Regions from separate parts of the Mus musculus genome. Here all the other regions are linked to region 1. A link is a loop called in an ENCODE intact Hi-C map of the cell type or tissue named here. Cell type or tissue: gastrocnemius. All regions are shown on one strand.

Region 1 (5,000 bases):
CAGACAACCACATCTGTGAGTGTGCATCCTTTTTTTGTAATCTATCAAGAGAGTCCAGAGCTGGTGATGTGACTCGGTTGGTACAGTGCTGGCCTAACCTGCTCGAAATCCTAGGTTTGCTCCCCCAACACAGCCTGAACCAGGTATGGCAGCACACTTGTAATGGCTCCAATGTGGAGCATGGAGACCAGAAGTTTAAGGCCATCCCTGGGTACACAGAGAACTCAAGCCAGCCTGAGCTACAAGAGACCTTGTCTCAGAGAAGAAAAGAAAACCTCTGCAAGTAGCCACCATAGAACTCAAAGTCACAGATGCTAAGCAAGAATTCTGCTGGAATACTCTCCTAGCCTCTGTGTGTGTGTGTGTGTGTGTGTGTGTGTCTGTCTGTCTGTCTGTCTGTCTGTCTCTGTACATATTTGTACGTGTTTGTGTCTGTGCCCCCAATCAGGTCTAGCCACTCGTCCTCAACAAGCCAACTAAAACTCCCAAAGTAAAAGAGGAAATCAGAAAAAGAAGCTTTATTCGGTATGGCCACATTGGGAAGAGACATGAAGTGATCCATCAAGTCCCTCAAGTCAGTCTCCTGGGTCCTGAAGTGAGATCAAAGTTTTGGTTTTTCGGGACAGGGTTTCTCTGTGTAGCCCTGGATGTCCTGGAACTCTCTCTGTAGACCAGGCTGGCCTCGAACTCAGAGATCTGCCTGCCTCTGCCTCCCGAGTTCTAGGATCAAAGGCGTGATAGAGGGTAAAACATCTAAGTGTTCCTGGTCAAGGTATGGTCCTGCCTACCAGCCCACTATTATCTGGATTTCAGTGTCGTTGTATAAAGTGCTCGAACAAATTATTACAACTGTTTGAAATCTCTTTCTAGGACACAGGTTTCCCCTCTGCCTGAAGCCCTTTCTTCTCTCAGCATGAGATTCCTGGAGACTTTTCCATTTCTTTGGAGTTCATTGTTACAGTAGTCTGCTAATCTGATTGAGGGACAATGGTGTCTATTAAGAGTATCTTCTTTTCTGCCAGGTAGGTTACAGTAAGGATTATAGTCAACCCCACTAAAGATTCCACTCTTCCTTTTCCTCCTCCTCTCCCTCCTCCTCCTCTTCCTTTTCCTCCTCCTCTTCCTCCTCTTCCTCTTCCTCCTCCTCCTCTTTTGATACATGCCTCACTCAGTTCCCCCAAATGGGCCTTGAACACAGTCTGTGACCAGTGCAGGCCCTGAACTTGTGGTCTTCCTGACTCAGCCTCCATCCACGCTGAACTGAAATCTCCTCTGGAGCTCAGACTGGCCCCAAACTGGTAGCATTCCCCTTTACTGTGTAATGTTGGACTTACAGGCATGAGCCACCATAACCTGGATCAAATACACTTTAATATTGAATCTACAGAAGATATGCAACTTTGTAGGGGCATGAAGGCCAGACAATCAAGCCACAAAGTCAAACAATTAGGAAGTATATGCCAAGAGATATTGCTCTTGAGCTGTGCATAGATACTGCACACCAAGTTGTCCTGGGATCTTCTCGATACAAGAGCACATACTCCCCGCACATACTCTCCTCTCCTGCTACCAATTGTATGACTGAATGTGTAAACTTACTGAAAAGGGACACGCCATTTACAAAGCCTATTCACAAAGATGCATTTCTTGCCACCATCGAGAGTTTTGTTCTGGACCTCTGCAATTCAATAAATTCCAGTGGATTTTTGCTGCTGTTTCTTTGTTTGTTTGTTTTGTTTTCAGGTTGTTTTTTTTTTTTTTGGGGGGGTTGGGTTTCACTAATACATGGCTCAAATAAGGAGAGACAGTATAAAATGGCCATAGAGCCTGAATAAAGCCTCCTTTGTTTGTGACTTCCAAAGGCAGCTCATTCATGTTTCAAGCAGGTAGTGGCATAAATACCTGATAGGTCACCCCAGACAAGGCAAGTCTATTTATTATACCCAGTGATTGCCAGCTCGTCCAGAAGGCTGCAGCATATAACACTGTATTACCGCTAGATGGCAGTGATAGCGCTCAATACAGTAATTGGCTATGAAGCCTTCTTAGGCACTAGTATTCTTTCCATCAACGCGTGTATTCAGTGCCTACCAGGTACCCCGCACCAGAGGGAGCAGTTGGGATAAACAGGTTAATGGAAGAAGAGGCAACCCCTGCCCCCACAAACCCTATAGTCTAAGCAGAGAAATTAACAATGTGTGCACACATGAAATACCACCCTTCCATGATTAGGCAAGTGCTGGTGACTCAATGTGCAGAAGAACTGATGGCATGCTGGAGGAAAAAAAAAAAAGGTGAGCACAAGGTGAAGGAGCCCAGGAGGAAAGTAGGAGGTGAGAGACAGAAAGGGAGAGCCAAGGAGTAGACTTCCCTGATAGACAGTGGAGGGTGGTGGTCCCTGGAGCAGGGCCGGGCTTTGGGGGAGTCTTGGTCCTGAAGGAGACTCTGAAAATATGGAAATCACTGAGGGCGGAGGCCGTGACAACTGGATATTTGCTGTTTGGTAAGGTTGTACTGAACAAGAGCTAGTTTGCACTTAACTGGAAGGTTTGAATGCCTGAGGGTGCCGATGGGTTACAGAGACTTGGGTAGCAGAGGAAAGAGGGTTGCTGTGAGTCCCAAGCTGCCCTGGAGTACAGAGTAAGGCTCAGTCTCAAAAACAAAACAAGCAAGGGCCAAGGACAAGTAACAGTGATCCCCGAAGCCAGCTGAGGGAAAGGCAGATGGCTGGTCAGTCACCCAGTCTCCTGTGGCAAAGTGGGAGCTGAGACAGGAGGATCAGGACACCTAAAAACACCTCTGGGCCACTAGTCTGTTGTACAAGGCTACGCATGTACGTAAGTACGACCAAGAGAGACAGCCGTTTAAGGTAAGGTGGAAGGCAGGAACCGACTCCCAAAACCTGTCCTCTGACTTCCACATGTGTGAGTGTGCACGCATGCTCGGGCACACACACAGTACACATATATATGCAAAAATAAATACATTTTCGTTTGTTTGTTTTTCAAGACAGGGTTTCTCCGTGTAGCTCTGGTTGTCCTGGAACTCACTCTGTAGACCAGGCTGGCCTCGAACTCAGAAATCCACCCACCTCTGCCTCCTGAGTGCTGGGATTAAAGGCGTGTGCCACCACCACCCAGCAAATAAATACATTTTTAAGAGCAAAGCAAGGGACTGCTTGCGGCTCTGGCAGAGAACCCGGATTCAGCTCCCAGCACCCACATGGTGGCTCACCATCTTCTCTAACTCCAGGATCAGGACATCCAACTCTGATTCCTGGCCTCTGTCAACACTCCAACACACATTAGCACCCACAGACACACACAAATTAACCAAAAAAAAAAAAAAGAAAAGAAAAGAAAAAGAAAAAAAAGGTCTTTTAAAAATTAGTTAAAGAGCCGGGCATGGTGGCGCACGCCTTTAATCCCAGCACTCGGGAGGCAGAGGCAGGTGGATTTAAAAACAAACAAAAAATAGTTAAAGGGAAAAAACAAACAAACAGGAGTTACTGGAGACCAGAGAGAAAGGAGGAGTCACAGATCGGGGAAAGGTCAGTAGAGATAAAGGAACGGATAGACCTAAAATAGTAAAGAGAAATACGTTCATAGTATTCATTGTTGGGCTGGCCCAGACATATGACCAGTGTGGGACCCAGCCCTGTTGGGAAATGGAAACTGAACTTTCTACCTATGTCAGGAGTAGGCTGACTCCTTGTCTCAGCAAACAGCTTGACCACAGCCTCTTGCTTTCCCAAAGCCAGAGCCCACCCACCACCTTGTAAAATTTTGCTTACTGCAGTTCCATTGGCCTCCTGATAGTGCCCTTTTCCTTAACACTCTCTGGCAGCACTGGCCAAAAATTTAAACGACCCTATAAAACCCAAACTAGTCTTCTCAGGGCTGCTGCGTTCCCTTCTCCGGGAGGCAGTCCAGCAATTCGTAAGACGTATCATGCCGCATCAGCTCCACTGTCTGATGGCCTGGCTCTCTCACTGAGGCACATTGTGACTAGTATTAAAGGTGGTAGTCATTCACAGCGACACAGCTGTTAATCCCAGAGACGGGAGGAGAAAGACTACAACCCAAATCATCATAGCCAAATTAATTAAAGTAAGCTTTTCTATTCCTGTACATGGGCTGCTTCCCCCTAAGGTAGGATTTGAGAGGTCAGCATTGGAGGTGAGGAAGACAATGGTGTGTGTGTGTGTGTGTGTGTGTGTGTGTGTGTGTGTGTGTGTGTGTGTGCAACACCGTTTCCAGGCTAAGACAAGGCTTTTATAGCTCAAGGGAGGGGAATTTCCAAATTGGGATTTGGAGGGCAGAATGGAGGTTACAGGAGCAGAACATAAGCACAGCAAGTCCTAATGACCTCCTGAGACATGATTGTAAGGTGACCTTAACAACAGGTAGCCATAACAACCCTTTTGAAGCAAAGGTAGGGTTGCAAGACTTGTTATTAACTTTTGAAACAAAGACATGATTGCCATTCCTGGATCAGGCAATACAGAACTATTTGTAGTTAAGGTTACAGGTGGGCCATAGTTCAATCCATGAGAAACTGAGGGTTACTCATAAACAAGAATGAACCTAGTTTGTTTGGCTCTTAAGCCTAAAATGGAGGTAGACTGGTCCTTCAAATCCAACAGTCAGCATGCTAAGGCAGTAAAATGATAATCAGTGGTCAGCCTGGAGACTCTTGTTTGTTTGCTTGCTTGCTTGTTTTTGAGACTGGGTCTCTCTAGTGGCCCTGGCTGTCCTGAAATTCACTGCATCGATCTGGCTGGCCTCTGCCTCCTGAGTACTGGAATTAAAGGCCTGCCCCACCACACCCAGACTTTGCTCTTAAATCTTTTAAATGGTCTTGATATTTTTCTATGTCAACAAACAAACCGAGGTTTGGGGGCTTTTTCCTTCAGCCCACTCCTATTCTAGAGAGTGCTTTCTTGTCCTTAACAGAGTGTCTCTACTTCTATAATTAATCAGGTAAGGGTCTGGGTGTGA
Region 2 (5,000 bases), 100 kb after region 1:
AGAAAACTTGGTGGCCATAGTGGTGTTCCTTTAGTTCTAGTGCGTGTAAGGTAGAAGTATTTAGATCTTTTGAGTTCTTGAGTCGCTGTTTCAATAACAAAAACCAGATAAACCTTTTTGAAAAATTATGAAGAAAGCAGAGAGGTTCAGAGAGTTAGTTTTACTAACAGTTAAGACATACCTACAATCCCATCACATCTCTTTTACGACTGTCATTTTGTGTTTAACTTGGCAGACAAAAAATTTTAAAAATGTTTATAGTTTGTATAGTTTTGTTTTAAAACTTATATTTTTAGAATTGTCACTTGTATTTATAGATGTGATTAAGCCCTAATTTTATTTGTGTAATATGGAGTTATTTGTGTAATATGAATAATTCACACCTTATATTTTATACGTGGATATGAAGATCCATCCTTCTCTTTCTTCCTTCCTTCCTTCCTTCCTTCCTTCCTTCCTTCCTTCCTTCCTTCCTTTCCTTCCTTCCTTCCTTCCTTCCTTCCTTTCTTCCTTTCTTCCTTTCTTCCTTTCTTCCTTTCTTCCTTTCTTCCTTTCTTCCTTTCTTCCTTTCTTCCTTTCTTCCTTTCTTCCTTTCTTCCTTTCTTCTTCTGCCTTTGAACAGTTTGGCTCTAACTGTTGCTTTGGTTTATCCAGGTAGCATACATGCACCTATGTGTTGATTTGCAGGGTTAGGGTTGGTTTTTTTTTTTTTTTTAAAAAACTCAGGGTTTCTCTGTGTATCCTAGCTGTCTTAGAATTCACTCTGTTGACCAGGCTGGCCTTGAACATAGAGATCCACCTGCTTCTGCCTCCCAGTTGCTGGGATTAAAGGTGTGCACCACCACTGCCTGAGGCTTAAACATGTGTGTGTGTGTGTGTGTGTATTTTTATTTTTTTATTTTTTTTTTTATTATTATTTTTTTTTTTGGTTTTTTTGAGACAGGGTTTCTCTGTGTAGCCCTGGCTGTCCTGGAACTCACTTTGTAGACCAGGCTGGCCTCGAACTCAGAAAAACATGTATTTTTAAGAACCATTTCTGGAACAGGCAAGATAAGCTGTCAGTTTGACCTTCACATGTGTGTCCTGGTCTATCATATATGTGAACACAGTAAGTAAAGACTGGGGGGAAATAGAAAAAGAAGAGAAAGAAATGTTACTGGTTAATACCTTTTCTCTAAACCTGTCTAAACTTTTGTTAGTGGTATCACTACTTACCAGCTTATAATTGCATAATATTTTTATTAGTTTTGGCAAAATATGTAAAATTATCTCCCACATTACAATGAAGTTTAATTTTTTGATGTAATGTCTTAATTATATATATATTTTTATTATATTTTAAAAAGTTTATTGGCCATTTTAGTTTCTTTTCTCTGATCATGTTTGCTGTTTTTGCCTAATTTCCTACTGCATTTTAAAAAATTTATGTACATTGGTGTTTTTACCTGCATGTGTGTCTGTGTGAAGGTGTCACCTCTTGTAGTTACAGACAACTATGAGCCAACATGCAGACATTGGGAATTGAACCCGGGTCCTCTCGAGGAGAAGTCGGTGCCCTTAACCACTGAGCCATCTCTCCAGCCCTCCTCCCAGACTTGTGATATGCCAGTCTTCATATGTTGAATATTTTTTCTTACCCATACCTTCAACTTGGTTTTCCTAATTTACTTGGCTTAGCCATGCTTATAACATAATCCTCAGAGTCCTAAGATTTGACCTCAGAAGTATAAGGGATCTTAAAGCTTGAGGAGTTGTCCAAAGTCAGTGATTCAAGTAGCTCTCTCTCCCTTTGCATTTCCACCACGCCAGAGCCTAAAAGGAGCAGTCTCAGGGCAGGGCAGCTTGGTTGATTTGATAATGTGTTTGACTTAAGAGCGTGCAGTGCAAAGCCAGCCGTACCTCAGGAGGGGAAGTGCAGATTCTGTAGTTCTCAGTTGTTAACACTCGTGGACTACATAGACGCATTTAAGGATTAGGCTTTTTGCTATTTCTGACACTTAGTGTCTATAATGTGAACTTTGTGTGGATAGCTCTTCTTGGAACTTCCTTGTGTTCTTCAGATTTGCGTTTACCAGCTGTTAACTGCCAAGCTTTGTCAAGTAGTAAGAAGTTCAGCCATTTTGTGAGTTAGGGGAATAAATCACAGTGTGCTGAAATGGACGCCTTTGGACCGAGAACCCGCAGGCTTTCTCTTAAGTGCAGTGTTGTTGTGCTGTCCTCTTGTGGCCATTTTGAAAATGATACTTCAAGAAATGGAAGTGACCCTGTTGTTTTTAAAGTCTAGTTTAAGAAAGACTGCTTCATTTCCTAAAAACCTTAGTAAAGCTGTTTTTTCCCTTTTCTTCTCTCTTTTTCTCTTTTGACACACTTTTTTTTTTTTTTGGGTCCAGTAGAAAGTATACATTTTGTTTTATCGCGTTTGAATAATTTTCAAATGAATAGGCTTTTTATGAGGCTGTGGTGCATAATTCATGTGAATATAATTTTTGACTGCCTTGTAACTATTACACCTTGGAAGTTAGATTATTATTATCATAGCAGAAAGTCCTTTTATTTGAGGATTGTCACATATAAATTGAATTTGCCCCTCCACCCCCACTCCATTTGGATATAGGACACAGGCTGTGCCCTAATTTTCAGCTTCTCAAGTGCTGCTATTAAAGCATGTAGCACATGCCAGGCTGCCCTTTTTATTTAGTCTTAGAAAACCTCTGAGTCCATGTGAAAGTTCCTGTGTAGAGCTGACATTCAGGATTCCTCGGTGTTAGGGATGCCATGTCACTTCAGCTGTTGCTTCTCTCCTGTTAGAGGGTTTAAAGGACCATGTTCCTTCAACAGTAAGGACCTCATCCTCTGCTTATTATCTTAGCACCAGTGAGGCAGAGGCAGTGTGGCTGGCCAAAAAAAAAAAAAAAAAAAAAAAAAAAAAGAAGAAAAATCAAAACAACAACCTCTTCTCCCAATATGAAAATCATTCCTTCTCTTGGAGTATGTTATCTTAACATCTAGCTTGCTTGTTCCAAAATAAAGCTCTTTGTTTTAGATGAGGGTCTCTGCATATCTTTCATGCTTTCCTTAATTTTGTGATGATAGACCTGTCCCTTAATACATGGGTTTAAAAAAAAGTCCTTCCTTCCTCCCTCCCTCCCTCCCTCCCTCCCTCCCTCCCTCCCTCCCTTCCTTCCTTCCTGATTTTTGGAGACAGTGTCTTTTGTATAGGGTTGAGTGCGTGTTCTCTTGCCTTGTTTGCATTTTTCTGGATGTGTTTGTTTAGTTAGTCAACTAGTTTGTACACTGAAAATATTGAAGCCTTAGAAGCAGCTGCGGAGTTCATCACTAAAGCCACAAACACGCCCATGTCTTCTCTGGTGACGTCTGTTTTCCTCAGCTGCACAGGTGCCTAACTTTATTTTCCTCGGTTTTGTTTTTGTAGTATTTTTTTTTTTTACTTTTTATTTTATAAGTATGGAATCTAGTAGCATGGCCCTTTCCACAGAACGAGCCACTCTTCACCCATTTGTGGACTAGCATTTACACACATAAATGTGTGCTGATGGGAATGTGGGTGTTTTGTGATAGTTGTATGCAGTGTTACATTTCTTTTTTTTTTTAATATTTTTTATTATATATTTTCCTCAATTACATTTCCAATGCTATCCCAAAAGTTCCGCAGCAGTGTTACATTTCTAGTGGTCACTTGTACACAAGCAGAAACACAGCTTTCCAAGAAGGTATATACAAAATATTACAGCTTTATTGGTTATACTAAACAATGGGAAAAGAACCACTTTATTTAGAAATAAAGATAAAACAGAAATGAATCACGGATATTTATAGATTATTAGTTAAGAGAACAATTTGAATATAACCAGAGTGGACATTGAAATACAGTGCACTATGTGGCAATTCATAGGGACTTGTTCTTACACTGCATTGCTATATTATGTTACATCTGCTGTGAGCCCTGCTTTTCAGCATAAGACGAAGCCTTTGTAGTTAACTTTGCTGCTTTCTGCAGTACACTGAAACTGTCTCTTGTAGCTTCTTCTGGGTCATTAAAACTGGTAGTTTAGCATTTGTCAGCTACACTGGAATATTTCTTTGCTCAGAGAATATGTTGATTATACTGTGTTGCTCTGATAATGATTGTCATGTGATTTCACACACAAATTCTTGTTTGTCTGGAGTTCAGCTGGAAAAGGAAGTCATTTCTTTTTTTTTTTTTTTTTGTTTGTTTTTTTTTCGAGACAGGGTTTCTCTGTGTAGCCCTGGCTGTCCTGGAACTCACTTTGTAGACCAGGCTGGCCTCGAACTCAGAAATCCGCCTGCCTCTGCCTCTGCCTCCCAAGTGCTGGGATTAAAGGTGTGCGCCACCACTACCTGGCAAATGAAGTCATTTCAGTCACTAATCACTAATACGCTAGGCACAAGGAATATTGAAAAGATGGCCTTAGGTTTCAAGCCTGTTTGGAGGTTGACAAGTAACCACATTATTTTTATAGGATGGGACAAATGGGAGACAAGGTAATGTGTCAAATAAATAGCTGGGCTTTACAAAAACTGAGATTTATTGTTCTCTAATTGGTGTTGGAATCAAACCTCAGCTTTGTACACAAATAGACAACACTGTACCACTGACCCACACTCCTAACTCAACTGCTGGGTTTGCCTTCATTTTCCTCCGGGCAGGAATCGCTGTGCAAAGTGAGAGGTAGCACAAGTTGAGAGGTGCAGCTGATGCCCAGGTGGGGCTGCCAGTTTTCATTTCTCATGGCAGGAATTGCAGTGGTAGGTCAGCATTTGGAAGTGTCTAAAGCTGAGCTCAGCACCTGAGACAGCAAAGCATGCGTTCCTACAGAAGATGATACTCAAGCTCTTGAAGTTAGATACTTAGTTTGCTGCATAAGCACTGTACAGGGGTTGGAGGTGAATGTACTGCGATTTATGCCTTGCCTCACAACAGGTGTTACACAGAGCAAATGGGGATGAGGGAAGGAATG
Region 3 (5,000 bases), 190 kb after region 1:
AGGAGGATTACATGTTTGAGGCTACATAGCAAAGTGTTATCTCAAAAAGTACTCCCACATTTTCCTGAAAGTTTTATTCAGTAAAAATGTTTGGGGCTGGAGAGATGGCTCAAGGGTTAAGAGTACTGGCTGCTCTTCACAGGACCTTGGTTCAGTTCCCAGCACCCACACAACCATGTGGAACTCCAGTTCTAGAGAACCTGACTCCTGTAGGCTTCTGTAGGCACTGCATGCATGCGGTACACGAGACATGCATCCTGGCAAAACACTCAGATGGAAAAGAAAAATAAAGTTGGGGAAAATAAGTCAAAGTGGGGAATAATAAGAACCAAGCAATCATCAACTCCATGCCTGTCTTTAACTGACTGAGACGCAGCTCATACAGCATTGGAAGGTGAGCCAGTCAGTGGGGCTGGGGACGGTCAGTGTCCTGCATAGCGACTTGTGCCTCCGTGCCTCCTTCCATTTAGTCTCTGTCTCCTCAAATGAAATTCTATACCATTCCCCATCCTTGTCGCTTTCATAGCTATCTGCATTTTACCTCTGAAAATTAATATACTCTGACTACTTCATGTAAATGGAACATATAGTATGTTACCGTTTATGACTGGCTTAGCAAAATGTTTTCAAAGTTCATTCTAATTGCAGTGTGTGCGAGTCAGTACTTAATTCCTTTTTTATGGAAGGTTATTTTTTTCACTCAATGGATAGACCACGTTTTGTTCATTTATCAATGGACATTTCATTTCTCCTCTTATTTTTCTGTTGAGAATAGTACTAATATAAATCTATCCAAATATTTCCTGGAGTGCCTTTTTGTAACTGTTCTAGCTAGGCATCTAGGATAGATTGCTGGTTATATGGTAACCGTCTGTCTGATTTCTGATTAGCCAAGGACCTGTCTCCCTTATGATACTGAAGCACATGTAAAACAGAAGGTGTGAAACGTCACGTCTGCCTGCCCATTAGTGACTGACCTTAGATGAGTAGGAGAGAGGGAGAGTGCAGGAATTTAATGTGTGCATTCTTTACTGCTCACCAGTTAAAATAAGTAAAAAGGACTTTTAGAGACAGGAGAGGAAAAGGTAAAGAGCAAGATTCAAAGCACATAGAAGCACAATATAAGATTTTTCCTACAGCAGTCAAGAGAAGTGCATGTCATTCTAAACTTTAGTTACAGAATTCCATTTGTGTACATATACACAGTGGATCGCACGTTTGAGGCTGTGTAGCAAGTTATTATCTCAAAAAGTGCTTCCACAGCTCCTTTAAACTGCTAGCCACTAAAAATAGGTCTGGGCCTGGAGAGCTGGCTCAGTAGTTAGGAGCACTGGCTGATCTTCCAGAGGACCCAGGTTCATTTCAACAAAGTGTGTGTGTATGTATGTATGGATATGTGTGTGTGTTCTTCAGTTTGAGAGTAGCTTAAACGCCTTGTAAAAATTTCAAGATTTTTTTTTTTTTAAAGAAAATCTATTTTCATCTTTACCTCCTTTCTAAGGAACATTAAATCAGGTGTGGTAGTGCATGCCTTTAATCCCAGCACTGGGCGAGTTCAAGGCCAGTTTTGTCTACATCGTTATAGGCGGCCAGAGCTATATTAAGACCCTAACTAAAAACAAAAGTTCATTGCAGTTACTTAGGGATTTTTTTTTATTTTTCATTCATGTGTATGAGCTCTTTTGTTCGAATGTAGGTCTGTGTTTCATGTGCATACCTGATATTCCCGGGTTAGAGGAGGATATCAAAGCCCCTGGAATTGGAGTTACAGATGGTTGTGAGCTTCCATGTGGATGCTGGGAACTGAAGAGTCCTCTGCAAGAGCAGCCAGTGCTCTTAACCACCGAGCCATCTCCCCAGTCCTGGTTACAGTTATTTAAAACTCCTTCCTCAGTAAGCGCCTCACCGTCCAAACCATCATAGGCTTTTTTTCCTTCTGATTTTTAGTCTCTGCCCAGGTACATGACACAGTGCTTTAAACCCTGTTGCAGCTGTAGCTGGTGGTACTTCATCCCCTTGGCTTCCCAAGGGAAGCAGATGCCCATCTCAGTATGGTGGCTTGGCCTTTTTTGTCCTGAGCTCAGCCCTTCGAATGACTCCTTATGTATGGTCTAAAGAAGAGGTCTCCAGTGAGGCTTCAGCAGCTAACACAGCTCTGCTGTCGACTCAGCAGCCTGATTCGCTTTGGCTGTCTGAGTGAGGTACTACCGCGAAACAGCAGTTTTGCTTTCCAAAGTCTCTTCTCGGTTCTTGAGTGAGTTTCATTTCAGGGGTCTGCTGCAGATTAGGGCAAGCAAGAATGAAAGACTAAGAGTGTGTTAGAAGATCTTAAAAAAGACAGGGGTGGTAGATTTTCTCTTGCCTTCAAAGTTGGTGGCAACATTTAAAACTTTATTAGCAATAAAGCAATAAAGCTAAGAAGGAGGAATTCTCTCCTTATAACAGGCCAACCTTAGTAAATTCTTCCATGTGCTGTAGCTAAGAAACGACTTTCCTCTTGCAGATCGAGGAGACTGGCAGAGGGAAAGAAAGTTCAACTATGGTGGTGGTAACAGCGCCCCCTGGGGGGGCGACCGGCACCATCAGTATGAGCAGCATTGGTATAAGGACCACCACTATGGTGACCGGAGGCATATGGATGCCCACCGTTCTGGGAGCTACCGCCCTAACAACATGTCCAGAAAGAGGCCGTATGAGCAGTACAACAGCGACCGAGACCACCGGGGACACAGAGACTATTATGACAGGTGTGTAGAAAGGTGTGAGAGGTGAGGCACTGACTTGTTCATGAGAAGAAGGATGGTGATGCCTATGCAGGCCTGTCCATCTGATGCATCCTGGGCTTCTCCCATGTGTCAGTTACAGATCCCTTGTCCCTGCTGTGGGGACAGCCTGAGGATGCAGGAGAGGAGGATGCATTGTCGGATGTATTTCTGACTTGATGTGTATGAGTGTTTTGCCTACACGTGGGTATGTAAACCATATGTGTGCCTGGTACCTCGGGGGTCAGAAGAGTGTATCGGATCTCTGGACCTGGAGTACAGAAGATTGTGAGCTGCCATGTTGCCGTTGGGAGCTGACCCCAGGTCCTCTGCAAGGGCAGCAGGTGCTCTTAGCACCTGAGACGTCTCCCCAGCCCTGTCCTCTTTTTGAAAAGTGTTGCTTTGTTCTTGAAGACTTTTATACACGCACAGATCATGTGCTTTTGGTAATTTCACCCCATTGCCCCTCCTCCCTCTCTGGACCGGTGCAGTTTCCCTCCCAACAGGCTTCCTTCCTCCTTCCATGTCTTTGCTTGTGACCCAGTGAGCTTTCTTGTGCTTGCTGCATGAGTTGGGGTGGGGTGTTATTTATGGCACAGGCAACTTAGGAGTATCTCACACATTGCTAGACGAAAGGACACTGCTCTCCTGGCACTCTTTTGTGGTTTTATTATATTTTCAAGTCAGCATATAATGTGTTCCATATCACTATGGCATTTTTGAACAAAGTTGTTTCTCCTCCCCCATCTCTCCCACCCTCCTACTGTCCTGATTTCCCCTTGTGACTCCCTGCCAGATTCTTTTCCTCTTTCATGTCCCATGTGTCCTGGAAGTCCCATGCCACCGTACTTTCTTCTCACATAATATATCTCCTCTTGGTTTACTTTCTAGATTCATAGAATTTTCCTGTTCTTAAACCTGACTACATGTGTACATTACGGGGCAGCATCCACATATAAAGGAGAATTCTGAGTTTGAGTCACCTTGTGTACCTTCCCCATCCATTTCCCTGCAAATATCAGAGAGGCGTAGGATCTCTGCAACTCAGTAGCCAGCCAGCCTAACCTAATCGTTAAGCTACAGGTCTCAGTGAGAGATGTTGTCTCAAAAAAACAAGGTTAGAGCAATGAGATGTTTAGCTGGTAAAGGTGCTTGCAGCCACGCCTGATGAGCTGAGGTCAGTCTGCCTGTGGATGGTGGCATATGTGTGCACACAGTGGATGGTGGCATATGTGCACAGAGTGGATGGTGGCATATGTGCACACAGTGGATGGTGGCATATGTGTACACAGTGGATGGTGGCATATGTGCACACACACATGTGCACACAGAGTTAATAGATGAATAAATTAGTATGATGCTTTTCTTTAAAAGCTGAGTGGTACTTGAGGTATGTTAGCTGAGGCTGACTTCTGGCCTCCACATTCACGTACCTCACACACCTGAATGTGTGTCCACACATCACCTATGAGTGAATACACACAATACAGACTCAATGGTAGTAGTTCATAACATGGCACATGAGGTGGGCACCAGTCTGTGGTCCTTGCCCACCCGGATCCAATAATTTAAGTCAGCCTTTTGAAATTCTATTTCTCTACAGCTGTGCAGTGCCATTAGTGAAGTGACAAGCCAGTTTCACACTGTGAGTTGGCAAGTGTGAGAGACTTCACTTAACATCTGGCTGTTGACTGAACTTCTTGGCACCTGTGGGCTTCCCTGGGCAGATGTTATGCTTTGTGCTTATAGACTGCTCTGTGAATTTAAAGTGGGGCAATAGTTACACAGCGTTTTTGTCTCCTGCTGTTGTTTTGGGAGATCTACCATTTAGATGCGTAGCTGTCGCCTGCATTAGCCACCTCATGAGGGAGCCTGCATGCTCTCTGCCTCCTGCTTTCCCATCATCTCCTCAGGCTTCTCTGTGCAGGTCTGCATTTCTGCCTGGTCTGTCCTTTTGTCCTTGTGTTCACTGAGGCTGCACTGTGAGGAGGTGTTTATTTTGACGGGTATTTTTGCTGGATGTAAAGTTTTCAGTAACCAGTTTCAGTACTGTGAGATGCTCCTCCATTGTCTGCTTTATGCCTTCTGACAAAAACGCCTGTCTTCTCCCTTTTCCTCTTTACGGACAGTTACTGTTGAATGCCTGGTTCTGTCCCCTATCATAGGCTGTGCTATCTGCCTGCCTGCCTGCCTGCCTGCCTGCCTGCCTGCCGGCCTGCGCTCCCTGCCTCCTTCCCT
Region 4 (5,000 bases), 170 kb after region 1:
CAGACAGAATGGCTTCTTAACATTTTGGTATTTGTTTGTGAAACAGGTTTTCTCTATGTAGACCAAGCTGTTCTGGAACTCACTATGTAGACCAGGCTGCCCTGGAACTCAGAGCTCCACCACCTTCTGCATGCTGAGTGCTGTGATTAAAGGTCTACACCACCATACCTAGCAGATGTTTGTTTGGATTTTTGATAGCCCAGCAGGGGAGAAAGGAACTCATTTTTCTTTTAGTGAATTCATTTGCATCTTTTAAGATAGATGTTTATGTGTTGTTTTACATAAACTGTTGATATTCCTGTTCTTTCTCATTTTTCTACTAAGAACCATCTTTGTTCTCACAAAATAAAGTGGTGTCTTGGTTATCTTGTAGTTGTCAGCTTAGGCTCTGGCCAGAGTGGTTTTATTTTCAATTGCAGATTAGTTTTGATTTCAGAGTAGTCTTCTCAGGCCTGCTGTGCAGGTCAGTCCATATGACTGCAGTGTGCTAACTGTTTGCATGCACTCTGCTCCTGCAGAAAGTGACTGAAGGGAAACACGAATCATCTAAAGCATGAGTATGCCTTCAGAATCCTGAGTTAGCTGTATCAGGTGTACAGTAAAGAAGGATAAACAAGAAAGTTACGGGTATAAATTCCAATACATATTTAAAACTAAATGTTAAAATACTGCTTAAAATTTATTTTATAAATATTAGTTGAAAACAGTTTCTCTTATAAATTATGTTTTTGATCTAATAATACTCTGGAGTCTATAGAGAGAGACTATCTCAGAATTTGACAATAAATAGCTTGTTTCCTTAAGGAATATAAAACTTATAACCTTTAGGGAAAGGACCAGGCAAGAGAAGAGGCCCAACAATCAAGATCTCTGGGGTTCAGGTGAACGTGAAGTCCATTATCCAACACGAAGAAGAGTTTGAGATGCTGCATAAATCTATCCCTGTGGACCCTGAGGAAAAAAAAAAGTGAGTGTCTTTACCGTCCCTGCATGGCTGGCTGGACATAGACTGAGGTTAGAGCTGCGTGTGGTTGAGTAACACCTCTCTAACTGCTGGAAAGGCCCCTCTTCTCAGGCCTCTGTGTTCGAACCCCTGTAGGTACTGCCTAACCTGCCGAGTCAAAGCAGCACATTTTGACGTCGAGTGGGGCGTGGAGGACGATTCTCGTCTGTTGCTTGGAATCTATGAACATGGCTATGGAAATTGGGAGCTAATTAAGACAGACCCAGAGCTAAAGCTAACTGATAAAGTGAGTGCGTGCAGTGCTGGAGAGCTCTACATCTGTTGTGTGGTATCTTTGTATTGGTGACTTATCTTTAACTGTTTCAAGAGGGGGTTTCTTTATTCTGGGAAAGTTACCATCTTTAGTGAACTGTGGCATGTCTCATAGATGATAATAAAAGGAAAGACGACAACCAGGAGAAATTATAGGAGAAATCTTAAAATTCTAATACTTCTCACAGGCCAAATTTCATTACAGCAGATACCAGGGTCAGTTTCTTAGGACTGAAGCATTCCTGGGCCCTACTTTTGTTGGCCCATCGTTTAACCTAATTTTTTTCAGTTCTGTACACAGAGAATGAGTGTCACCTTGGTATTTTTGTAATGAATTTGTACTTTCTTCCACAAAATTGAGCCTCCCACCCTATCTATTGCAAGTATAACAGGGCCGTGCTCAGAGCTGTAAACAAGGGCAGCTGACTGGATGCACTCTATGTGTGCTCCTATCAGGGCTTTGTCCTGGCACATTAAACACTGCTCATCCCATCTGGTTTTAGGAGGGTGACAGCACCCTGTAGAAGCACTGAGACCAAATCGAGTCTGGCCGGAGAGGTCCAGCTGCGGTAGACGGATCAGATCATGTCCTGGCATAGCTCAGTGCTCTCCGGCAATGCTCTAAGAAGCATTTTCAATCTAAAACAAAGCTTTAACCTAGCTCCAGGGATTCCCTGCTCCTGGAAGGAGGAAATCCACGTCGGCTGGGATGCTCTAGCAGATGAAGCCACAAGCCCCTCCTACCTGAGTTGTTCTACCCTGTTAACAGCACAGGTAGGAGCCAGTGGGAGAGCTGGATTTCTCCATCCCATTTTGTAAAACGAGAATGGCTCATGAGGGATTTTCAGTGACTGGGAGCCATGGACATGAGAATAGGATCTGAGGCTTTAATCTGTGTTTTGGGAGGTTGGGAGGGAAAGAAATGTGCTGAATTCTTTGTTGTCTCTATTTGTCCGGATTCACTAACCGGGCTGTGGGTGGTGGCGTGTGCTTCTCTTCCTTTCCTGTTGAAGATTCTACCAGTGGAGACGGATAAAAAGCCGCAGGGGAAGCAGCTGCAGACCCGAGTGGACTACTTGCTGAAGCTGCTCAGGAAGGGTCTGGAGAAGAAGGGCACCGTGGCCAGCGGAGAGGAGGTGAGCGAGTGCATGCAGTATCAGCCGGCTTCCCCAGGGCAGCCTGGAACCCTGCTGAGAGAGCATCCTGCCCTCTCATGCTTAGACACGCTTTGGGGTTTCATAGGGCAGGTTGCTTGCTAAGAACAAAATGTTCATCTAGTGATTGAACGCAATATCTTGGCACATTTCTTACAATTCCACTTAAGTATTGTACCAGTATTGTAGTCTTCATCTCTTTGGACTGGCAGTGGTCCAGACCTGCCTTTACTCTTTCCTATTCTGTGTCCTCAGTTGGGGCCATAGTTCTCATGTTTAGGTATCTGACTGGGTGGCTGTGATAATGGATTCCAGGAGCGGGCTGTTGCATTCCAAACTAATTTCAGAAATTGGACTTCAGTTTTGATTACACTGGCTCACTGAAAAACCCCAAGTTGCTAATGAATCCATTGGAAGTTTCTTTTCTTTACCTCCCCAGGATGAGGAGTCAGAAAAGAGAAAACCTAAGCTTAAAACCAGCTTGCATAGCCAGCCTTTGTGTGGGCTGCTGCTTAGGTCCTCCCTAGCTGTGTTCTGTGTGCATGTGTGCACAATAAGTAAAACTTACATGAAAAAAATCACTGCACTTCCATTTGGTATTTTTATACAATAGTATTTCAAGTATACAGTATCACTCTGTAGATAGTATGGCAGGAATGTGATACATGAAATACTAAGTTCTAGAGACAAGCTAGATCATACTTTGATTGGCTAGATCAACAATATTTTAAGCTTTTTCTGAGTTTAGATTCGTAATTTTCAGGTGTTATACTGTCGTCATCTTTAATGTTAAGTATATTTTTGTACTTGAACTGTTTGAACCTTTTCTGGGGCTTTTACCTTTAGTGAATTCCAAAACATGAAATCAGTAGTTTCAAGAAATTTAAAGTGGTGTGGCCTAGCTAGAAGCTAGGAGGTTTGTTTTATCCAGATTTTATTTTCTTTGAGGTACAATTGCTTATCCTTTTGTGTTCCTAAGTTATCCTCTTTGGATTAAGTGGTTGTTACTGCATCAGCTGTATTTCGTGCTCCTGCTAATGGGTTGGGGCTGATTTGTAGTTTTGCCGTATTTTTATTTTCTAGGCCAAACTAAAGAAGCGGAAGCCTCGAGTAAAGAAGGAGAACAAAGCCCCCAGGCTGAAGGACGAGCACGGGCTGGAGCCAGCGTCGCCTCGACACTCCGACAACCCATCTGAAGAGGGGGAAGTGAAGGTACGAGACCTGGGAAGGCATGGGTCGTGTCTGTTCATAGACAGAAGAGTAAAATAACAGTATATTGTCTGTCTTTACCTAGCCTGCCAGAGGGAAATACTGTCTCTTAGTCACTGCATTACTGTGAAGAGACACCACGATCAAGCCTACCATACAAAAGAGAGCATTTAATTGGGGGGTTGCTTAGAGCTTCCAAGGTTTGGTAGAGAGCATGGCAGCAGTCATAGGCGTGGTGCTAAGAGAAGGAGCTGAGAGCTACATCCTGAACCTCAACCAGAGGCTGGGGGAGAGGAGAGGGAGAGGGAGAGACTAGGCCTGGTAGGGGCTTTTGAAACTTCAGAGCCCACACCCTGTGACATACCTCCCCCAATAAGATCGCACCTCCTAATCTTTCTGTTCCTATCAGAGATTCCACTCTCTGGTGACTTAAGCATCCAAATATGTGAGCCTATGTGGGCCATTATTATTCAGACCACCATAGTAGTTGCTCCTCTTAAGTAAGCAGTTACAGATTCCAACATAGCTGAATCATGACAAATGGCAGTTGGTAATTCTCTTTGTTTTAGAGAATGAAAGAAATTTGTAGAAACTGGTTAACAGGGAACTCAAGACTTACATTATAATGCGGTTCAGTTAGTTGGAGGGCCTTTAGAGGCTGAGTGTAGCCATTGGCTTGCCAGCTTGTAATCCAGTTTGCAGAAAGTGGAAGTGCCTTGTCACTCAGTGACAAGTCTGATTTTAGTCTTATTGTTCTGAGAGTAATATGTGACAATGCCTCCAGAAGGGCCCCCAGTGGCTATAAGGACCAACATAGATTTGAACTCAAGTACATGAATTCAGGTACTGACAGCCTCATCAGTACTAGTTGACACGTAGTAGGGCAGGTGTAATGTTTCTTTGGTCCTTGGTTTTTTTTTCTGTTTGTGGAGTAGAAACAGTAATGCTGTTGTTTTAGGGGCGTGGGGTGGGTGGTTCTTGGGATCTAACTCAGGGCCTCATGCATCCTGTACAAGTGTATTTACTGAGCTGAACTCCATCTGGTCAGTGCTTTTGAGAGTTACTTTGAGAATTGGATCAGAGAGTGTAACAGTGTCTGCCTGTACAAATCTAGTGGACTGAGAGTTCTACAAGTTCTGCAGTGCTGGTAGGCTCTTAATGGAAATGACTGAAGTCACTGATGAGCCCTGGTCCAATGCTGCTTTCTTTAGAAACAAACTAGGAAGCCAAGATTGAGAAATGTGCGGTTTTCTGCTTCCTAGGATGATGGTCTAGAAAAAAGTCCAACGAAAAAAAAGCAGAAGAAGAAAGAGAACAAGGAGAACAAAGAGAAACCAGTGAGCTCTCGGAAGGACAGGGAA
Region 5 (5,000 bases), 200 kb after region 1:
TCAGTATTGGAGTGAGTTGTCGAATTGTAGCTGCATCTTGGTTCCTTTACACAGCTTGAAGGGGCAGCCTGCACAGACTGAAATATCTTGACAGTTGAGATGTGGTCAGGTGAAAAGCTACATCTCCATTACAAGTTGGAACTCAGTAGAATCAAACCTTGTTACTTTAAGATCTGTAGAAATAAACCTAAGTTAATTTTCCCCCAAATCACGAGCATCCGTGATGGGGTAGCCAAGCTGTTAAGGTGGCAGGAGGCTGGTCAGCGTCGGGTTGGGTTGGGTTGGGTTGGGTTGTGGGACAGATGGATTTTATCATTGAATGGCTCTTCTCAGTGTATGGATACTGGGTTGGGCCTTGGGTTTTACTCACTTTCAGTATAGCTTGCCAGTATTGTTAAGGTATCCAAAGCCTTTCTAGATAGAGACAGGAACATTGACTTGAACATATGTATGTAAGAGTCCAGGCTCATTCTGAGTTGATGAAAAGTCTTGTTTGGACTTCTGCAGGGTTTGACTCCCTGGACACTCTGAGTGGGGTGGTCATCCAGGCAGTACTATTAATGACCTCCCCAGGGCAGGCATGAGTTGTGTCCTGAGTGGAACATCTGGCCATGCATGGTTGTGATGGGCCATTGCTTTCGCTGCTTTAGAGCACCACAGACCTGACTGCTGCCGAGTCGGTCCCTGCAGCTAATGCTCGAAGACCTTCTGGGCTCCTCGTGGCACTAGGCCCTTCACCTTGACTGTGTGCATGCATGACCTGCAATAGAGCCCACCAACCACATAGAAGTCCCCTGGCTAGAGTCTGATGCCTGGTGGCTTACCGGACTTCTCAGTCAATTCTGAAAGGTATATTTTGGGCACACAGTGAAAAGTGAGCCATAGATGGAGCTTCTTGCTGATCACATTGACACTGTCTGTGTTTGATTTGCTGAGCTCTTGGATGTTGGGAGTGTAGCAGGCACAGGAGGTACCTCTGCAGAAGGAAGGCGGAGGGTGGAGGCCTTGCCTTTCCATATTCACCTAGGTCTTGTCTTTCAACTTGTTGGTAGAAGTTACAAATTATTCTCAAAACTGTCTGTCTCATCATGAGGAAAAAGGAACTTTCTTTTGTTCCTATTCAGGACTTGAGGTATAGTGCCATAAAATGTAGCAAAAACCCTATCGGCCAGATCAGTGTTACATTGATTCTAAGATTACAGTATGTCCCATCAAACATCTGCTGTAGGTGAGGGAGTGGATTTGAAGAGGGGTTGAAAGAAAGGAAGCATTCCTCTTGCTTTAAACTAGTATGTGCATCAGATGCTTACAGCAGAAGTTTGCACAGGTAAGAGAAGCTGCCAGTGACGTTCTGTGGGGCCTGGCTTTGGGCAGCTGCTCATCATTGAGGAAGTGGCAGGACTTGGAGGAAGTTATGTGTGAATGTTGTCAAGTCCTGAAGTCCTATGATGCACTGTGGCCCTAGAAAACGAAGATGAAGCCTCCACTGACCACTGTGTCCTCTCTGACTTGGCCAGCCTGATGGTCCTTCCTTCTACTCTGTGTAGTCATTCCTAAGCCCCACAGAGGGAGCGCCAACATTTCTCACTGTGCTGCTGAGGTTCTGACCTGGTGTGTCTGACATTGCATCAGGCTTTGCAGAACAAATGTGATTCACTTAAACGTTCACACACAGCAACACTGAAATCCTACAGACCAAACAAACCCACTTGTCAGCAGGAGCCGTGGTCCAGCCCAGCACCTGTGCTCTCGTAGCCGAGGCCAGCCGTGTTGGGAAGAGAGCCATGCCAAGGGTCCAGGCTGCTGTAGTCCACCTGTGCCCTACTCATTTGGGGACAGGTGGTTTTTCTTGTAAACTTGTGGACTTTTGAAACCTGTTGACTAAACAGTAATTAATTTATATTTGTGAAAAATGCCACTGTCCTGGTGATTTCTGATGTAAATAATGTTGTTTATATAGTATGTATTAAATTTTCCTACATTGTAAAACTGCTGTACTTTTTTGATTCTTGTATATTAAAAAGTGTTACTAAGGATTTTTAGAATTGGGCTAACCAGTTACATTACATTCTGGTGTGAGGCACACGCCACAGTCTCCCTCCCTGGCTGGCTGCAAGCTGTGTGTCCATGCTTGTTTACATCTTCGACAATGGAAGCTTTTTAAGTTGCATTTTTGTTATTGGTTCTAAATAGTTTTCTGTCCCTGAACAGCCACAAACCACAGCTGCGTACTTCAGGGAATGGCATGGAGCCATTAAAACTGAGTCATGAGAGGTTGCCCTCATCTTTCACAGTGGTCATGGGGAGCCTGCTTCAAACATCCACCTCTGTCCAGAGAGAAGTAAGACATCAGGCCTACAGCCTACAGCTTTAGTGCAGTTAATCAGTTGGGTTATATACTCTTCTCTTCTTTTCTCTCCCCTCCCCTCCCCTCCCCTCCCCTCCCCTCCCCTCCCCTCCCCTCCCCTCCCCTCCCCTCCCCTCCCCAACTTCCTAACTTCCTAACTTCCTTCATGATTTATTCTCCTTTTATGGGCACTGGTGTTTTGCCTGCATGTATGTTTGTGTGAGGGTGTCAGATCTTGGAATTACAAACAGTTGTGAGCTGCTGTATGGGTGTTGAGAATTGAAACTGGTTCCTCTGGAAGAGAAGTCACTACTCTCAACCACTGAGCCATCTCTCCAGCCCTGGGTTATATATTCTTGAATGCGGAAAAACACTTTTCTTTTTTTAAAAATTTTCTTCTATTTTTTAAAAAAAGATTTATTTATTTATTATATGTAAGTACACTGTACACTGTAGCTGTCTTCAAACACTCCAGAAGAGGGAGTCAGATCTCATTATGGATGGTTGTGAGCCACCATGTGATTGCTGGGATTTGAACTCGGGACTTTTGGAAGAGCAGTTGGGTGCTCTTACCCACTGAGCCATCTCACCAGCCCCGAAAAACGCTTTTCTTATGGAAACAGTGACACAAATGTTCACTTGCAGTTTGGCACAGCGGCAGGCTTAGCTCCAACATGGCCCAGATAGAGGAAAGGTGACCTGGCCTATGTGTCGAAATTGTCCTAGGATGGAGTTTAGGAGAATCTTGCCCAAGCCCAGGGTTTTTAAAACTTGCACATAAGTGTCTTTGAAACAAAACTCAAACCTTTATGGTTCTCTCAATTCTTAGTGCCAAACACACCCATGTGTCCACTCAGCAGGGAGAGGGCGGCCGCTGGGACTCCACCTTGCTAGTTGTCCAGGACCCTTAGGTGCAAGGCCTGGCCTGGCAGGAGGCTGCTGGGTCTATAACGCTTGCGCCTGAGTGGAGAAGTGTGGAGGACAGGTCCTGTGAAGAAACCTGGTGATCCCCCTGCTTCAGGACGCAGCTAGAACAGCTCTGGGAACCTTTTAGGAACAAGTGCTGTGACAATCTAAGTGCTAGTTAGCTGGCTTCGAAGCCCACTGCTGCCAAGATGCCCACCTTCTGGAAGCTGCAGGCCCTTGCCTCCCAGCCCTCCCTAGCAGGGACTCAATGTTTGGTGATCACCACAAACCCTGCTCAATTAGTGCCAACAGAAAGGTCATGTACAAAAACTAAGGATCAGCTGTGTGTCAGAACAGAGTCTGTGGCTTTTAAAGGAGCCGTCCTGGCAATTCCATCAAGGCTTTAACTAAAAGCCCCGTCTGTCATACTTCAGGTCAGAACCTTCTTTGGCCCATGCTGCCTGTTGGCTTGCATGGTTTTGTGGAGTAGGCTGTGGATGTGGCTGGACCAGCTAAAACCTTTCTGTATGCCCCTGATCATAGTGGCACCCTGCCCAGACCCTGCTGGTGAGACTTTCCCTCAGGTGACAGGTCCCGGGCATGTCCTGGACTGTTAATGTGTCCAAGTGGCTTGTCCCTGGCCACACTTCTGGCTTTATTTGGGAACAAAAACAATGGTCTTCACCTGCAGTGTGTGCAGAGTAAATTGCCATACCTCAGAGCAAGCAAGCATGGGGAGTTCACATGAGCTCTCTGCCTTTCCTGGAACTCCTGCTAACTACAGGCACTATTGTGGTGTTTGGGTGGCATAAAGGAATTCATGGGAGTCAGAGTGTGTCCTCCCCACCCCCACCCCATTTTATCTCTGCTGTGAAGCAGCTTCAGTTGCAAATTGGTGTGTTGTATGAGTGCATACAGGGCAGAGAGAAGGCCACCAGGCAGGAGACAATGTCCCATTCTTAGTTGGGGATGGAACCAGAGGACAGCTGGGGAGGTCGGGGTGACCAGGACAAAGCTTGTCCTTCTCAGAGGTCAGGCCTTTCCCAGCACCAAGCTCCAGTGGCTTGAGCAAGAGGCTTCTGTAAAGCCACCGCTTGCTCTGGAGCCCAGCAGGGACAGAGCCATCGAAGAGCTTCAGTGTCAGAAGGACACAATTACAACTAGATCCTGGGGACAGGCTGCTCATTGGAGGGAGTTCTCAACAGAAGCATGGGGCCTGCCTTCTTGGAATTTATTTTAAGTGGGGTGGGTACTCTAGACAAGCAAACTGCAAGCAGACAAAATGCCACCTAAGGGAGAAAAGAAGCAAGATTACAAGATGTGTGTTCTGTTAGCCCCACCAAGGGCCAACAGAGGTAGCCGTGATGGAGGCCCTGCAGGATACATAATATGTGCTTGGCTGGTCACATTGTTAGAGAGGATGGTCGGGCCACTAGACGCACTGAAGATGGAGACCACTCCTGCAACCTGTCCATGTTTGCTTTCTATTTCAGAGATAAACACAATGACTTGTAACTTTAATTTTTTCAAATCCTGTTTTTAATGATGGTTCTTAAACGCTTTAACCTTTCTTGTAGCCCCCCCCCCCTTCAGAGTTAGTAAAAAGGATATGGGGGTGGGGGTAGAGGGAAGTGGACTTGTTTAGAAAGGTTATTTGGAGCAACTCCTGTCTGTTGTCTGGAAATCTGCAGTTCAGTTCACAGGTTAGCAGGCAGTGGCAGCTCCATCCACTCGCAAACACCTCACA
Region 6 (5,000 bases), 180 kb after region 1:
GTTTGATTTGACAATGTGCGAGTGTGCTCTGTTTTTAAAAATAGATTGCATGGTTACTTACTCTTTTGCCAACGGGATTCATTTGTTGACAGTATAACCTTAGGCCTCAGCTTCCTTTTCATGAAATAAGCCACTTTGTAAAGTCCAGCCTTTTCTTTTGATGTACCATTAATGTGGTTTATATGAGGATGATGATAATAGTAATAATAATAGCAATAGTAATAATAGTGGTAATAATATAATAATAACAACAACAACAGTAACGGGCTTTCTGGCTTGTTGTCAGAATATTTGCTTTAAACCCATAAGACACAAACCAGAATAATACTTTCCTCATCTCAGGTTAGTGTTATTAAGTCTACTATAAGAAATGGGCTGGCTCCATAACTATCTTAGTTACTGTTTTGTCACTGTGATACAATACCAGGGCCACCATCAAGCTAGGGAGGAATGTGTTTATTTCAGCTTATGACTCTTAGGTCACCTTTCACTGCTGAAAGGTGAGGCCGAAAGCAGAGCAGGAGCCTGGAGACAGGAACTGAAGCAGAGACTTCGGAGCAGTGCTGCTCACTGGTTTGCCCCTTGTGGCTTGCTCACCCAGAACCACATGCTGAGAAATGGCACCACTCAGTGGGCTGGGCCCTCCCAAATCAGTCATCTACCAAGGAAAAGCATAACAGTCCAATCTGGTCAGGACTTTCTCATTCATGTTCTCTTTTCCCAACCTGACACAAAAAAAAGAGCTAAAACAGGTCTAACACGTAAAGCGAAGCAAAGGTTATAAGCACATGAACTTGAGTTCTCCATTTTCATCTCCCTAATAAAAAAACTCTAGTAGTAACTGAAATTAATGCAAGACATTATGACTTGCATGTTAATTTATAAACAGGTTGCCTATCCCTTATCAGAGATGCTTAGAATCAGAAGGATTTTAGATTTTAAAATATTCATAAACATAGGTAATGACATGTCTTTAAATGGGAAGCAAATCAAATATAAACTTCCTCTTTGTTTCATATATACTCACTGTCCCTAGCCTGCAGGTGTTCTTGTATGGAGCATTTAGTGTATCTGCATTTTGACTGTGACCCATCACGTGAGGATAAGGGTGTCATTTTCCTCCTGAAGGATCAGTGTCATGATTTTCAGAACATGGACATCTCCCGTAGTTACTCAGAGCAAATGGCAACCCTGGAAAGCAACTGTGATAATCGTCAAGATGGGAGGTGCAGCCACCCAAACTGTTGAGACAGGAGGCCTGTAGTTTGACTTAGGGTCAGATTGGCCAGCCTAGTGAGACTCGAGGGACGTGGCTTTGTAGCTTGTACAAAGCCCTGGCCTTAGTTCCCAGTACTAGAGGAAATGTTGAAAAAGTAATGTTAAGTGTATTTCCATAAACTGTATTTACCTTTAGCCCATGTGCTTCGTGGTTAATGCATCTCTGGCTTAGTGGATGGCTCTTGAGTGAAACATCGGTTTTCAGAAATTTCGTCATGATGCTAGTGATAGCATGCCACACTTCCTGAGTACAAAATATAGTTTTCAACAGTCATTTCTTCCTGCTTAACACTGTTTACATTTCCCCACTTTACTTAGCATATAACGCTTTCTTTCTAACAGATTAAAGGATGGTAGCAGGTCATCTTTGGCTTTCTGCTATGCTCTTGGTTCTGTTGGTGTTTAAAACCTGGTCACCAGCACGTTTTTATTAAAACGTCCTTGATTTTTAAAAGTTCAAAAATAATACAAGGTATGACTTCCATAGAAACTAACCATCTAAAAATAGGTATAGAAGCAGTTTTAGAAGTTGTATGAAGGAACTGCCTACAGGGATGGCGAGACAGTCCATCCATAAAAGCAAATGCCATTCTTCCAGAGAACCCAGGTTCAATCCCTTCGTTATGGCTCATAACCATGTATAACTTCAGACCTCCTTCTAGCCTCTACATGCACCAGGCACACATATGGCACACAACACATTCAGACCATACACCCTTGCACATCTGCACAAGGATGGCCAGGGAGGCTGGGGACCTTGAACTGTGAGAGTAGATGAGCTAAGTGGAAATGGTGAAACGAACACAGCCAAGGCTTTAGCAGAGGCTTGAAAGTGAACAGCCAGGGCACTGGGAATGTGTAGGGTCTGTTGTAATTTGCCAAGAAGCCTGTGGCTCTTTATAAGAGAGGCCTTAGTAAGCTAAGTGGCTCTCTACCTGACATAGTATGTTGACTGTTTGGTGGCCCAGCCCAGCACAGCATAGAGAAAGTGCTCACTGGAAAGCTTGGATAAAGAGCACTGTTGGTAACTTACTGTCACTTCCAGCGTCTCTGTAATTACCCTCTTTGTGCCATTCCTATGTATGCTATACAGCAATGCCTCGCTAGGGCCTTCAGCAGTCTCTTAGAGATGACAGGCCTTAGTGGCAATGAGTCCCGGGATTGTAGTATGCTCTTGTGGACCCAGCTTAGTGCAAGGACTTGGATAACCTTTTACATCAAAATTTAGTAGTTTGCCATCTATAAAATCACTTTTTAGCTAGGCAAGATGGAACATACATTAAAAATTCCAGCACTTGGTAGGCAGAGGCAGGCAGATCTCTTGAGTTCTCTTGAGGAGAGCCAAGACTACACAGAAAAACCCTGTCTCAAAAAAAGAAAAGAAAAGAAAAGAAAAGAAAAGAAAAGAAAAGAAAAGAGAGAAGTACCAGAACAAAACAACAACAAAATCAGTTTTTACATTGTTTAATTTACCAATACTATTTTTCTTTTAGGAACCTATGGATTTTTGTTTCCAAGTTTACAGAATTTGATGCACGAAAACTACATAAGTTATATAAGATGGCTCATAAGAAAAGATCTCAAGAAGAGGAGGTAAAAACGCAAATGTAGTCCTAATTTATACAACTATTGCAAGTCAGTTCCACAGGAAACCCCTTAGGTTTTGTTTTTCTCTGGGGAGGTAATGATCAATCCGTGGGGTTGTTGGTGCCCTATAGGCCATTGACTCTTTGCCTGTGTTTTACATGGATTTGGTACAGCCTAAGCAAGGTGACAAAAACCAGCGCAGGTCACAGAGTGTGTGACCTATGGTCCAGACATAATGTCATAGACTGTGATTTTTCATTATACTAGGTAATTTCATTAGTTCCTAACATACTCCCATGAGTAGGCAGACAGTAAAACTTTTGTTTATTAGGTAAGATAACCAATGCATTAGAGCCAAATAGGGTTTTAAATCCTGACAAGGATCTGTTAACCTGTGATCTCATGACCTGGATGCTTGTTTTCTAGACCCTTCCTTCTTATGTATATCCTTTTTTTTTAGCTTGTAATGTGGCTTGTCATAAGTCCCATTCTTGTGTGGGCCCATGTACTTGGCATCCATCCAGCTCCTCACACAGAAGATTCCAAATTGCTCACTTAAAGGAGTAGACAGTTTGCAGTGCCCAGTAGTTGTTGCCCTTTTGTATAAGTACGTATGTATTGTATGGGGATGGCCATAAGGGTGACTTGGCTTCTGCTGTAGCATTACTTCTCACGCAGGCAAGCTCTCCTGTAGATCTGCTACCGTCCCACATGGGCCATGTCCAAATCAGCCACTGAGGAGCAATTGTGGACATTATTCCACATTCACAAATGTGTCAGGCCCACGAACACAGAGACTCTCTGTCTCTCATGTATTGCTGTGCCTTCAGCATCTGTAGTCATGCTAGGGCCAGCATGGGCACTTAGAAATAGTTGTAATGTGAACTTGCTGGGTTATTGACCTGAGAATTATGCCCTCAAGCAGCTCATCTTTCAACTTTACACTGACGAATATGATATAGTGAGAATAGGCACAATACAGTGTGTCTTAGTGAAACTCTAGTCAAAGTTTTTATATTTGTCTATTCATTTTGTGAGTGAGAGAAAGAAAGACAGTTCATGGGAGTACAAGTATGAGCGCTTATCCAAGGACAGCTTGCAGTCGTCTGTTCTTCCTTCTCCTTCCACATACTCTGTGTATCCGGGCTTAGACTCAGGCTGTCAGCATTAGTGTTGAGTGCTTTTACCACTGAGCATCTCACCGGCCTCTATCAGTATAACTTTTCTATGGGTGGGAGCATAGTTGGGAAAGGCCCTTAGGCAGGAGAGTAAGTTGGGTTGAGGATCTGACAGTGAGCACACGGTGGCAAACTTCACAGCAGTTGATGAGGTTGAGGGACACACGGATGTCGAGTGAGTCATCTTCTTTCTCTGATAGTTGTCTTAGCTATGGTTGCTAGTGCTGGGATGAAACAGCATGAGCAAAGGTGAGGAAAGAAGTCAGCACAGGAACTCAAACATGGCAGGACCTGGAGGCAGGAGGCGGGGCCATGGAGGGTGCTGCCTGTTGCCTTGCTCCCCTTGGCTTACTTTTTTATAGAATTCAGGACTACCTGCCCAGGGATGGCTGCACCTACAATGGGCTGGGCCCTGCCCCATGAGTCAGTAATTAAGAAACTGCCTTACAGGCTTGCCTACAGCTAAGTCTTAAGGAGCCCAGCCTCAATGGAGGCTCCTTCTCTCAGATGACCTCAGCATGTATCAAGTGGACATAATCTAGCCAGCACAGTTGCTTTCACAGTTTGTCAGCAGAGTAGAACGCGTGCTTCTCCTTCCAAGAGTTTAGTTTAAGGCTAACCAAAGGCTAAAACATGCTTACAGTGGGCATGGCTGCTGGCCAATAATCATGGGACGGTACAGCCATGAATTTCTTACTCAAGCATCAAATGAAATATGGAGAAGATATTTTCATAATGTGCCAAATAAAGAAAAGACAGAAACAAATAAAGTGTTTTTTTCTGTTCTTTATACGCAAAAGGTTTAGATATAGAGCAAATAATTTAATAGTCCTTCCCCTCCTGGTCAGATTTTAACTCTTCCCATTTGACAGCTGGGAGTTCTTTAGCCTAGTTAGCCTTGGAAACCTAGTAAGCAGGATTTTGTGTGGCTGTGGCAGTCTTCTGAGAGTGCTGACT

What was found. Hi-C counts contacts between places; a loop is a spot of excess contacts. Peaks named below come from ENCODE experiments on the same cell type or tissue, not always from the same donor. Only the 100,000 strongest peaks of a DNase experiment are listed, where the experiment ranks them.
Region 2: it touches region 1 in a loop (5-fold over the local background); 38 of 42 quality-filtered maps call a loop at or near these places.
Region 3: it touches region 1 in a loop (5-fold over the local background); 30 of 42 quality-filtered maps call a loop at or near these places.
Region 4: a loop joins it to region 1, with 3 times the contacts of the local background. A loop is called at or near these places in 11 of 42 quality-filtered maps.
Region 5: a loop joins it to region 1, with 5 times the contacts of the local background. A loop is called at or near these places in 23 of 42 quality-filtered maps.
Region 6: a loop joins it to region 1, with 5 times the contacts of the local background. A loop is called at or near these places in 30 of 42 quality-filtered maps.

What each region holds. Positions count from the first base shown.
Region 1 is chr7:73,625,336-73,630,335 of GRCm38, reverse strand. No RefSeq gene overlaps it. Among named protein-coding and RNA genes, the nearest start is that of Gm26176, 18 kb to the left of the region's middle. In gastrocnemius, a CTCF peak has its summit at 1,998 (motif pointing right); DNase peaks (open chromatin) are centred at 2,052 and 2,378; H3K4me3 peaks cover 237 bases; H3K27ac peaks cover 1,149 bases.
Region 2 is chr7:73,521,740-73,526,739 of GRCm38, reverse strand. The region is part of intron 2 of Chd2 (chromodomain helicase DNA binding protein 2); the gene reads left to right. Among named protein-coding and RNA genes, the nearest start is that of Chd2, 18 kb to the left of the region's middle. In gastrocnemius, no CTCF peak of the experiment used is centred here; DNase peaks (open chromatin) are centred at 1,886 and 2,170; H3K4me3 peaks cover 1,302 bases; H3K27ac peaks cover 4,517 bases.
Region 3 is chr7:73,433,482-73,438,481 of GRCm38, reverse strand. Chd2 (chromodomain helicase DNA binding protein 2) reads left to right here. Exons shown (of 39, transcript NM_001081345.2): 38 at 2,504-2,747. Among named protein-coding and RNA genes, the nearest start is that of A730056A06Rik, 60 kb to the right of the region's middle. In gastrocnemius, a CTCF peak has its summit at 2,562 (motif pointing left); a DNase peak (open chromatin) is centred at 2,597; H3K27ac peaks cover 2,168 bases.
Region 4 is chr7:73,451,741-73,456,740 of GRCm38, reverse strand. Chd2 (chromodomain helicase DNA binding protein 2) reads left to right here. Exons shown (of 39, transcript NM_001081345.2): 29 at 829-967; 30 at 1,100-1,250; 31 at 2,290-2,412; 32 at 3,514-3,642; 33 at 4,902-5,000. Among named protein-coding and RNA genes, the nearest start is that of A730056A06Rik, 78 kb to the right of the region's middle. In gastrocnemius, no CTCF peak of the experiment used is centred here; a DNase peak (open chromatin) is centred at 2,478.
Region 5 is chr7:73,423,683-73,428,682 of GRCm38, reverse strand. It overlaps Chd2 (chromodomain helicase DNA binding protein 2), which reads left to right. Exons shown (of 39, transcript NM_001081345.2): 39 at 1-2,031. Among named protein-coding and RNA genes, the nearest start is that of A730056A06Rik, 50 kb to the right of the region's middle. In gastrocnemius, a CTCF peak has its summit at 2,808 (motif pointing right); DNase peaks (open chromatin) are centred at 1,679, 3,337, 3,810 and 4,298; H3K27ac peaks cover 2,762 bases.
Region 6 is chr7:73,442,106-73,447,105 of GRCm38, reverse strand. It overlaps Chd2 (chromodomain helicase DNA binding protein 2), which reads left to right. Exons shown (of 39, transcript NM_001081345.2): 36 at 2,772-2,871. Among named protein-coding and RNA genes, the nearest start is that of A730056A06Rik, 69 kb to the right of the region's middle. In gastrocnemius, no CTCF peak of the experiment used is centred here; no DNase peak of the experiment used is centred here; H3K27ac peaks cover 1,839 bases.